2 separate regions of the Homo sapiens genome follow, and region 2 is linked to region 1. Evidence: chromatin contacts called from ENCODE Hi-C or POLR2A ChIA-PET data. All regions are on one chromosome and are shown on one strand. Each heading gives the region's core, a stretch centred on a gene start or an enhancer-like site at or near the end of the contact. The rest is flanking DNA. Distances are from core to core; before and after follow the strand shown.

Evidence for each region. A loop is a pair of places that touch in the nucleus more often than their neighbours do. ChIA-PET counts read pairs that join two places held with the same protein, here RNA polymerase II (POLR2A). Pooled maps may share reads with other maps.
Region 2: a map of B cell shows a loop between it and region 1 (7-fold over the local background). The contact joins two enhancer-like sites. A Hi-C loop is called at or near these places in 3 of 168 maps with a recorded cell type or tissue (B cell, CD14-positive monocyte and PC-3), 2 of 37 single-sample maps with no recorded cell type and 6 of 50 pooled maps. POLR2A ChIA-PET finds 5 or more read pairs at or near these places in 1 of 52 experiments (activated B cell).

The regions. Positions count from the first base shown.
Region 1 is chr13:50,632,656-50,638,236 of GRCh38, forward strand. No RefSeq gene overlaps it. Among named protein-coding and RNA genes, the nearest start is that of DLEU1-AS1, 110 kb to the left of the region's middle. RefSeq lists enhancers at 2,822-3,021, 3,418-3,712 and a silencer at 3,418-3,712. Within about 2 kb of position 3,001, at least 4 of the 41 ENCODE cell types and tissues checked have a DNase peak (open chromatin) inside an H3K27ac peak, as active enhancers do; they include B cell, where a contact is called at or near this core.
Region 2 is chr13:50,798,587-50,804,167 of GRCh38, forward strand. It overlaps a transcript of DLEU7 not described here. Among named protein-coding and RNA genes, the nearest start is that of DLEU7-AS1, 6.5 kb to the right of the region's middle. RefSeq lists enhancers at 2,660-2,709, 2,780-2,879. Within about 2 kb of position 2,890, at least 2 of the 41 ENCODE cell types and tissues checked have a DNase peak (open chromatin) inside an H3K27ac peak, as active enhancers do; they include B cell, where a contact is called at or near this core.

The sequences.
Region 1 (5,581 bases), core at 1,751-4,250:
GTGTCTTCATCACTTCCCTTCAATGCTTTACAAACTTACTCTCCTTCATTTTCTGAAGTTGCAGTCAGCTTCCCATTGGTGCTGTCTTTCCCCTTCCTCATATGAGAGCATCCATTTTGATTTACAGCTGGAACAATATATACATCTCTGTGTAATAAATAGGACAAGAATTATCCCAACTTACAGATGGGCGAGTGCTTCAAGTAGGCAACTTCCTAAGTGGGCAAGTTTAGAATACGTCTTTCAAGGTTATCCAAGGTTGTCCAAGTAAGTTCACAACCACATTCCCAGCTCAGAGGTCCCTTTATGGAGATTACACTTCTGAGCCTTTAACCTTGTAGGCATTAGCACAATGTTCTACTTAAAAGAAGACAGATCCTAGGTCTACCCCCAGATCAAACACCTGCAATAGGTTTCCATTGCCTCATTAAAACAGTCCAACTACAGATATGTAGGGAAAATGGGGACTTAGAATCAGAAGAATTTGGAGAAAATTATTCATGTTGCAAAACTCATTGTTTTCTAAAGAATTCCTTTACATCTTCAACTTCCTGTTGAAGCTATGTGATTATTTTGTGGTTCACTAATTATAAAAGTATAATGTAGTCAGAGATGACAGAGAGAGTAAAGAGAACACAATCCTTTCCCATTTTTAATATTTGAAGTTTATTTTTAGTGTGTGTGTGTGTGTGTGTGTGTGTGTGTGTGTGTAAAATAGAGATGGGGTCTTGCTATGTGCTCAGGGTGGTCTCAAACTCCTGGCCTCAAGTGATCCTCCTGCCTCAACCTCCTGAGCATCTGGGATTACAGGTATAAGCCACAGTGCCCAGCTTCCTTTCCTGTTTCTGAAGATGATGTGGAAGAAGTCGGCCTCTAAATGAAATGAAACGCCAATGCTCTAAGACTTAAGACTGCCAGGAAGTCTCATAGCTCTGCAGTCTAGAGACCAGCTGGTCCAGCACCCACTCTGCCTTCCACTCTGCTTTTTCTCCACACCCTGGTCACTTCCATGGAACCTCCTTAAGTGTGCTGGTCAGGCCCTGGAGTGGGTGACAGAATGCTGGATGATGAGTCTGTGCCTAAATCCATGTTTAGCTGGTGGAGTTGCCAGCTCCTTTCAGTCTAGGAAAAGTCAAAAGCCACTTTGGGTTAGATACCTTCTGTTCTTCATGAGTCCCTTGGCTGAACCTTCTCAGTTGAGCAAGTGCAAGGTGAGCACACGCTGTTTGCCCTTTTCTGTCACCTGTCTTAGTTCCTTGCCCTTTTCCATCACCTTAGTTTTCTGTTAGTACACAAAGCTCAGAGACGAAGTGAAGAAGTTTGCAGAAAGAGTTCTGAAGTCTTGTGAGGGAAAAGATTCTAGACCCCCAGCCATTCCTTCTCTGCATTTGGAGTTTGGGAAACCTGTCCTGGTAGAGCAGAGTTGCCCCATCTGATAATTCTATATGTTCAAGTGAGAGAGTATCTAGAGCAGCAGTCTCCAGCCTTTTTGGCACCAGGGGCCAGTTTCGTGGAAGGCAATTTTTCCATGGACCCGGGGTGGGGAGATGGTTTCAGGATGATTCAAGTGCATTCTGGTTTATTGTACACTTTATTTCCATTATTATTACATTGTGATATATAATGAAACAATTATACAATCTGACATAATGTAGAATCAGTGGGAGCCCTGAGCTTGTTTTCCTGCAACTAGGTGGTCCCATGTCGGGGTGATGGGAGACAGTGACAGATCATCAGGCATTAGACTCTCATGAGGAGCATGCAACCGAGATCCCTCGCATACACAGTTCACAATAGGGTTTGCACTCCTATGAGAATCTAATGCTGCCTGCTGATCTGACAGGAGTCAGGGCTCAGGTGGTAATGCAAGCTATGAGGAGCAGCTGTAAATACAGATGAAGCTTCTCTCACTCACCTGTCACTCACCTCCTGCTGTGTGGCCCAGTTCCTAACAGGCCACAGACCAGTACCAGTCTGTGGCCCTGGGGTTGGGGGCTCCTGGTCTGGAGAGTATAGAGTAAACTCTAACAGGAGTGCAGAGGCTGACCATGGCACTTTGGGATGCTGTGGGGTGGAGAGCCTTGCTTTTACCTCAAAATATAAAATTGTATGCCCCAGTTAATCTGAGTAGGAATAATATCATTGGCTCCCTTTAGCATAGCTGTGATAGGCTGAGAGCACTCTCAGAATTTAATTAATTCTCAAGGAAAATCAATGGGGGAGAAACACAGATATATAAGATAGGATTCAATTTCCAAAGATTACCTTCTGATCTGGTCACATCAGGTGCTTCCAGGCCTTAAAGGCCTTATCATCTTTTCAAAGTCACATTGTCTTGACATGCCTGTATCCTATCCCGCATCGCTATAATTTTGTGGAACCTCATCTGTGACTCTACTTCCTAAGTCTGAGCATGTTTATGACTAGAGAGTACCAGGTTAACAGCAATTTTTCAAGAGCTATCTCAGAAACAACTGGAAGCTTCTGAAATCAGGGCAAAGAAATTCCAGTTCCCCATTGTCCTCCACCTAGGGCTCTCCTTCTGAGTTCAGTTTTCATATGACTCTTTCCCAGGTGTCTTTTTAATTACCGTAACGTTCATATAACAAGACTTCTGCCCTGAAAAGATCCTTAGAGTCTGTCAATTCCAATCTGTTCCCTTTACAGAAGAAGAAATGTTACAGAGAGATAGAGATAAGAGAAAATGCAGTGAAGAATCCATACCCTTTTGTATCTTTAGGGCAAAGCATTACAGCAAACATAGGGAAATGAATAGAAAATTATAGACACTTTGGAGATGTCATAGTCTAGAATGAAAATTCCATGAGCCATCTGGCCTCTTCATTGCTGTGTCTCTTGTTCCTCTCTCATGCTAGAAACTCAAGACATTTTGTATTATTGAAACTGTGACCCAAACAGTTAAAGAAACCAGTGACTAGATAAGAAAAGAAAAAACTTGCTGAAATGCGGAAACTCCCTCTGCTTGCAACATAACAAACCTAGCTGAAATCAGTTGGAACCAATATGGCCAAATGGAGTCAGTGCAGAACGAGCTTGCTGATGTCACAACCCAAATTTCCACTGCATGTTTCACACTAACTTCCCCCAAATTTGCAACATGTGACCCATGAGGAAGCGTGCAGAGATAACTGTGTGTGCCAAGGATTTTCTGGATCTCCCCTTTCCTTCCACCAATCACCAGTTAATCTCAGAATCCACCCCTAACCCTTTTCTAATAAAAATACTGCCTTAAAGTCAGCACAAGGAGACAGATTTGAGCTGAACTTCTGTCCCCTTGTTGGTCGACCTACAATAAAAAGCTTTTATTTTCTCAAAACCCCAGTGTCATAGTATTGGTTTCTAGCACTTCAGGCAGCAAGGCCTTTTGCTTGGTAACAATATGAATAAATGTCAAACTTTGTTTAAGTAAATTACCCACATAGATACCTAATTGTGGAGACAAGCAGAATGAGTATGTAAATTACCCTGGCCTGAGAGCTTTCTCTGGGTTGCCTGGCAACCAAGGTAGCCTGAAAGCCCCACCTCTCCTAGGAGAGGCTACAAGTTCTCATAGGACCAGGGACATTCCTTTCTCCAGTGGGAGTGGCTGTCTCAAACTAACTTCCCACAGGTTTAGGACCCCTAAAGCCTCCAGGTGCTGAGCCTCTGGCATTTCCTAGCAATCCCCTAAACAGCTAGAACCTAAGCTCAGGCAGCTTAGTAGCTGAGCCCAAAATATTGATTTTCTCAGACTGCTCTCACACCAAGAGGCTGTAATTCAGAGACAGACCCCACTCCTATAACGATGGAAAACAACAGGAAGTGGGATGTCTCCCTTGCCGCAAGGCCCCTCAGTGTGTTTGTCGCTGCTCTGGCCATAGTCCGCCTCTCTGGGGATGCCAACACAAGAAAGGACACATCACCTGCGGACCTATTTGTGAGTTTCAGTCTGCTCGCTGCTGGTTACCCACCCCTTGCACCAATTCACAACACCACGAGTTAGAATAGAATCATTGTCATGTTTAGAACCTGAAGCTATTCTCATTGTACCAATGTGGTAACTGAGGACCAAATAAATTGAGTGCCGGTCGTAAGTCATGTGGTAACTAATGACAATCAGGAGTATATCCCAAGCCTCCTGGGTGCTTCCTCAGATCAGTTATTTGGTCACTTAGGGTGAAAAAGGGTGATTAATGCATGTATTAGGGCTTATGGGGTGGAAGGACCTAGACATAAGCTTTTGGAACTGCAATAGCCCTCCCATAGATCATGGGAAGTCTATTACCCTCCCAAGGATTTCTGCAAACTCCTTATGGGCTGTATTTTCAGAATAATCTTCAGTATCCATTTCTGCTGATTAGATCTGTTTCTGCTGATTAGAGAACTCGGTATTCAAATTTCCAGTGGTCTCATAAATACAATTTTTAAAGTTCAGTTTCTTTGAAACGGGATTCAAATAAACCAAACTTTAAAAATTATATTTGTGAGATCACTGGAAATCTTGTGACTAGTGGATATGTTCCTAAGTCTTTATTAATTAATAAGTTCTATTTCCACCTCTTGTTATGTAGTCCTTTCAATTTATCTGTTGAATAAGCCAAGGTTTCCCACAGTTTGGATTTTGTCAATTGTATCCTTGTGGCATTAATTAATATGGTTCTCTGTTAATTCATTAGGGATTTTTTAAATGGTGTTAGTCTATGTTACTTCTTCATTTATTAGCCAGAATAATAACTTCTATAAAGAGAAACTTTCCCTGATTGACCGTTATGTTATTCAGAGCTGTTTCTAATGGGGAAGACAGGATAGGTGCTTGATTCTCTCCCTTAATTTGTCTGTTTTCAATAATGAAAAATATTTGAAGATAACTACTGAGTTTTTTTAAAAAAATTATGAAGTCATGAATTTAAATATATTTTGCATCTTTTAGCTAATTGCAGTCTTTGTGCTATTTTTTTTTTTTTTTTGAGATGGAGTCTTGCTCTGTTGCCCAGGCTGGAGTGCAGTGGCATGATCTCGGCTCACTGCAAGCTCCGCCTGCCAGGTTCACGCCATTCTCCTGCCTCAGCCTCCCGAATAGCTGGGACCACAGGCACCCGCCACCACGCCAGGCTAATTTTTTTGTATTTTTAGTAGAGACGGGGTTTCACTGTGTTAGCCAGGATGATCTCGATCTCCTGACCTCGTGATCCACCCACCTCGGCCTCCCAAAGTGCTGGGATTACAGGCGTGAGCCACTGCGCCCGGCCGTCTTTGTTCTTTTGAATGCATAAATGTCACATCTTTGGCCAGTGGGAGCCTATTTGAGTTGGCTTTTGAATCATTTGATTCATCTTGTGTATTTCAGATCTAGAATCATATTTCTCTTGAGAATCTTGGTTTCTTTTACTGAAAAATGGTATGTGGGCCACAGTCTAGAAACTGGGAGCATTCATTGTTACTAGGTTGTTCATTGTTTCTTGGGATTTTTTTTAGCATGAAATATATTGAGAGTTCATATTGAGACTTCCAGTGCAAATTTAGTTCTGTAGAGTCTTATTTTTTTTATCTTCCATCTATATCTCCTTTCTCTGTGCTAAGT
Region 2 (5,581 bases), core at 1,640-4,139, 170 kb after region 1:
GGGGACTCTTTGTACTATATTTGGGCTGTTCTTGAGCTCATGCAAGCTATTTGGCTGCTCCCAACATGCAGTGAGGCAAGAGAAACTCTCTGAGGCTGTCCGGGTCTCATGTCAACCTCCAGGCCACTCTAGAAATGATAAGCAGGACAATTCCGCTGGTCACTCCCTGTATCAGAGTGCTGGAACCTCGAGGAGACTGTCAAAGCACTAGTGCACACAGCCATTGCTCCTGGAGCCTTCTGTATTCTGGAACCCTGGTTCCCCCTAGCTCTTGGGACCCACTCACCTGTGTGGGCCTCCTTCCCTCCTCACTCCACCTGCAGAAAAGGCATGCCACTGTCCAGGGCTTCTTGCTTCTCCTCCAACTCTCCTCTTTCACCCAAGCTGGAGAAGCTTTATCTTTCTCCTGGAAGTGAGGATCTTTGCTCCGAATTTTCCCTGCCTTTCCCTGGGTTATGTTTTTGAAACCTCAAAAGCCAGAACAGGGTCCCTATTCTCTGCTTTTGATTAATACATCCTCTCCCTGAGTCAGCTAACCACAAACAATGAGCTTTGCCTTGGTTGGGGTAGGGCAGTGGACTGGTGAAGAAGTAACAGTTTTATCCTCCTACACACATGCACACATATATGCATATTACAACCTTCAAATAACACAGAGATAATCACAATCTGGACTCACTGCAAGCCCTTCTTCATTAATGCATTGATACAATCCTCAGCAGAAATGGCCGTGTAAAACACCCTTGCCTTGTTCCTATGTGGATTTCTTGTATTCTATTGCATTTCACGGGTTTGTGCTATTTGCTGATCCTGTTCTCTATTCCACTTTGGTCCATGTCTCACCTTCACTCCAGCCGGTTGGTCAGATTAGTAACTAACTGCCTTGTAGCAAAGTGATTTTTATACAGACAATTGTGCGTCTCTGCAATTGTAAAAAGCTTTGACATTGTAGTTTAGATTCTAAACTCTAGATCCTTTAATAACAGCATTTCTGTAGCACCAGCAGTTTCCATTCCTAGTTGCTACTGTAGTAGCAGGTCTCGGGCACATGCAGAAACTTAGTGGGGCTGCCTTAAAATGGACTCTACAAGACGACTGCTACAAAATATCTTTTCCTCTCTTCACTATTATGGAAGGGAGTGGTATTATATTAGGACCCTCTTGTTTGTGGGCAGCAATTACAACTTTCTATTTAGATACTTCTCTTTCCTCTGCTTATGTTGGAGTCTTACTCTGTGATTGCTAACTGTATTGCATTGTCTTCATTCTCTCAATAGCAACAGTAGAAGTTTTAGATTATCTGTCCTGCGTTGCTGAAGATTTGCTGCATAACTACTGGATGTCCACATATATGTGTGTAGACACTATCAAACTGTACACAGAACTCTGGGGGTATGGAGAAGGGAATGATTAATTTTGCCTGTGAAGAAAGATTGGCAAGGGGCATTGAAGGCTTCATGCAGGAGATGACATTTGAACTAAGTTTGCAGAATAAATAGAATTTCAGCATTTGGGTACGATGCCTCTGCTGAGGGTGGCAGATTAAGAAAGCACAAAGAAAGGAGTGTGACAAATAGAAAGTAGTGTAAGAAAGGGCAAAAGAGAATAAAAGCTCATGGTATGAAAAGGACAGAGGTGGCATCTGGAAGTTAAAGCACATAGTACTTGTATCAGAAGAGTCCTATCTATGGCTAATGCTCAGCCCGGTTGACTGAGTGTAAAAAATAGATTTAAAATATTCAAAAATACCGACAAAATGTAAAACAGAATACCAAATTCAGAAAGTGGGAAAGCACCCCTTCCCCTTCAGTTTCAAAAAATACACTTTGTATATCTGAGCTTTGAACAGGAACCACACCCTGAGGAATGAAGGGGCCTCCTCACTGAGGATAATTTTAAGTTGCTAATTGCTACCTATACCCCCTGGCATTAAACAAACAGAGCTGCCTTCACTCCTCCTAGGCTGCCCTTTGAGGAAGAACATAAGCATCTAAAAATAGAACCTCAGGGGTTTTCCCGCACATTAAAACTTCTGCCCATCCTCCCCTCCAGCCAAATCACGTTAATCATGATGAAGACCAAAATAATCGTGCTGAATGAATGTCCAGGAGCTTAAATATTTGCTTTGGACAAATACTCTGCTTGGTGCTTTATACCCTAAATCCTCGAATTATGGAGAGGAAGCTTGCAGCCCTTAGGGAGAAGAGAGAGGCGAGGTGAAGAAAGTACAGAGATTTCAATGGCCTCTTGGACTTTTCTGTCTCCTTATGTTTTCCTGGTGTTTTAGTGGTTAGTTTTGCAGCATACAGTGCTAGGCTCTTCCCTCACACTTTATGTTTCCCCATGTGGACAGTATCTAGAGATTAATAAGGAAGGCCCACTCTGAGAGTGACCACTAGCAAGCCAGCAGTGGGGCTGACTCTCAATTTGGAATGAATGTTTGAAGAGGCTTTTCACATTTCATAGAAATGAGGATTGTGACTCTACAGAAAAAGTTGTTGTCTACAAGAAGGTCCCTTTACTCTTGGGAAGCAACTTTAGCTGTCCTCTCCTTGCTTTTTCAAAACTCGCTTAGCTAATAAAGAGACCAACATGCTCATCTTGGATCCCAGTACCTCTCAGTGGAGAGGAATTTGGGAGGGGAGTCGGTTTGAAAGGCAAAGTGAGCTCTCGGTAGCTGAAGCTGCATAACTACACCGTCACCCCTCCATCCACCTGCTCCCAGTGCAGCAACCCTTCCTGAGGTCGCTTCAGATGTTTTCAGCTATTCCAGGTGACCATTCTTTAGCAGCACGGAGCTGTTGTTCATACTTCGAAGTGTCATCAGCCCCACATTTTCATTTTTGAGTATCCCTTTTCTGAGCAGAGACCGGTCTACTGTGGCAACATAATGCATCCAGTTAAGGCAAGAGATTGACGACTCAACACTGACCTCCACTGGTTGGCATGGAAATACCTAATCCCTTTCGTTCAATGCCTTGGCCATTTTCACGGGGTGCACAGGGAGCCCTCAGCACCTTGCACTGCACTGTTGGTTGAGATTTTACATGATTTTAAATTACCTTCCAAGGAGCATATATGTAGATTCTGGAAAACTCTGATCCAACATTGAGACCTCAGCGCGCCCTTGTACCACCACAAACCACAACATCATTTTGTTTACACCAAGTTAGGGAGTTCAAAGTTGAATTCATGAGAATCTGAGAAATCTATGTCAATCTGTTTCCATGGTAGTGTTATTAATGACTATTCAATTGCCAATAGATTTATTATTACCTTTTAAATGCCTCAAACTCCAATTGGCCATTGTAACCCCATTTTCAATTGGTATAATAATCTTGCCTGCAGAGAATCTGTGCCAGATGCTGTGTTGCCAATGCCTTAGTTGTCTGGAGGTGGGCAAGGAAGGCCCGCTTGGATCAGTGCCACTAAAGGTGGGCTGTGATTCTCCTCATGGGGGTAGTCAGGACTTGGAACCAGCCAGGATTTCAGGAGAGAGACAAGGCAAAATGAACAAGGGAGCCTCTATACACTAAAAAAAAAAAAAAAAAAAAAAAAAAAGGCACAAGCCCATTAGTTTAGTTTTCTGGGAACAGGCCTGATGCAGTTTAATCCAGAGTGGCTGGCCTCTGAGGAACTGGGCACTTGTTGATTTCAATAGAAACCCAACTGATGCTTCTCCACCCAGGAAGGTACAATCAAGTTAAGAGAGCAATTGGTGAAAGAGATTATGATTTGGAAATACCTCCCATTTGGTTCCACTAAACAGAGTAGGTCAGAAAGAAAGAACTAAGCAAAACCATTTAATTAGTGCTCCTGACTCTCAAGAAAGCTGGAGCCAAAAATGAAATTCTTAGATAGCAAGCCCATGTTCTTCATATTGGTGTCTTCATTTAGAAAGCGACAGTACCTATGTCAACAGCTATGTTGAGAAATATTAAGCAGAAATGAAGAAAATGCAATATATATCAAAAATTGAATAAAATTTTCTCCATGGTTGTTCTTGTTTCAATGCCCTCAAAAACTAATTTAAATATTTTATTTAATTTTGAATAGGTCATACATATTTGGGGTACTAAACTTGGATGGCACAAAAGGATATACACTAAAGAGTAACTCTCCCTCTTATCTCTGTCACTGAGACAACCAGTTCTCCTCACAGGAGGCGACCTGAATTACTAATTATATATGGATATTTCCAGATATGTTTTATATGTCTGTACATGTGTATATCATACATGTACATGTACTTTTTTACACAGTTGGGACCACGCTATTTATACTTATCTGTGCCTTGTCTTTTTATCCACATAACAATAGAGCTTAAATAGGCTTCTACATTATTACATAATATATTTTCTTATTAGTTTTTATCACACGGCACTTCATTGTGTAATGTTTCATAATTTATTTAACCTGTTCCCTATTGATAACGTTTAGGCAGTTTCAGATTTTTACATGTATAACCAATAGCCTAACAGGTCATTGGTACATAAATCATTTCACACATTTGCAAATACATCTGTAGGAAACATTCCTCAAATTGGAATTGCTAGGTCAAAGGTATGTGCATTTGTCATTTTGATAGATATTGACAAATTTCCCTCAACTAAGATTGTACGAATTTATACTTTAACCATCAGTGTGTGAAACGACTCACTCTCCCCTTCCTCATGGACTCAGCATGTTATAGAATGTGTTGATCATTGTCAATCTGATGTGAAGTAATATTTTCTGATAATTTAACTTGAAATTCTCTCAACTTTAGTGAATTAATAATGCTTTGCCCTTTTTTATTAGGTTGTTAGACATTTCCTTATTGATATAATTCTCTCTATATTAGAATATTCTACATTAATAAAATTAACCCATTAAAGTGTGTCAAATATGGTAGCCACCAGCCCCATGTGGCTCTTGAACACTTGAAATGTGGCTAGTTCCAATTGTGATGCACAGTAATTATAAAATACACACCAGATTTCTTGGAACAAAAAGGAATAGAAATATCTTATTTATAATATTTTGTATTGATTACTTATTGAAATAAAATTATTTTTGATATGACAAATTAAATAAAACATATTACTAAAATTAATTTCTTTAATTAAAGAAAAAAGGTGATGCATTTCTTTAAAAAACAGACTTCTTTTTACTTTTTACACTAACTACTAGAAAATTTAGAATTACACGTGTAGCTTACATTGTATTTCCATTGACAGTGCTAGTCTACTATGTGAGCTGCAAATTTTTTGCCCAGTTTATTTTTATATTGTCAGATTCATCAGTTTTTTGTTATGACTTCTGAGATTTGTAATGGACTTAAAGAGATCTTCCTTACTACAATACTTTTAAAACTTTTCCATGGTGGGTCCTAGTATTTTTATATTTTTATTAACGTGGAAATCTTTGATTCATCAGGAAATCATTTTGATGTAAGGTCTGAGGTTAGAATCCAATATTAATTTTTTAGAGGGCTAGAATGAACAACATTTATTAATTTCACCCTTTTCCCACTAATTGAAATGTCATCACGTCCTAAATATTTTAATGTCAGGTAGGGCTAGTACCATGTATTTTCTAT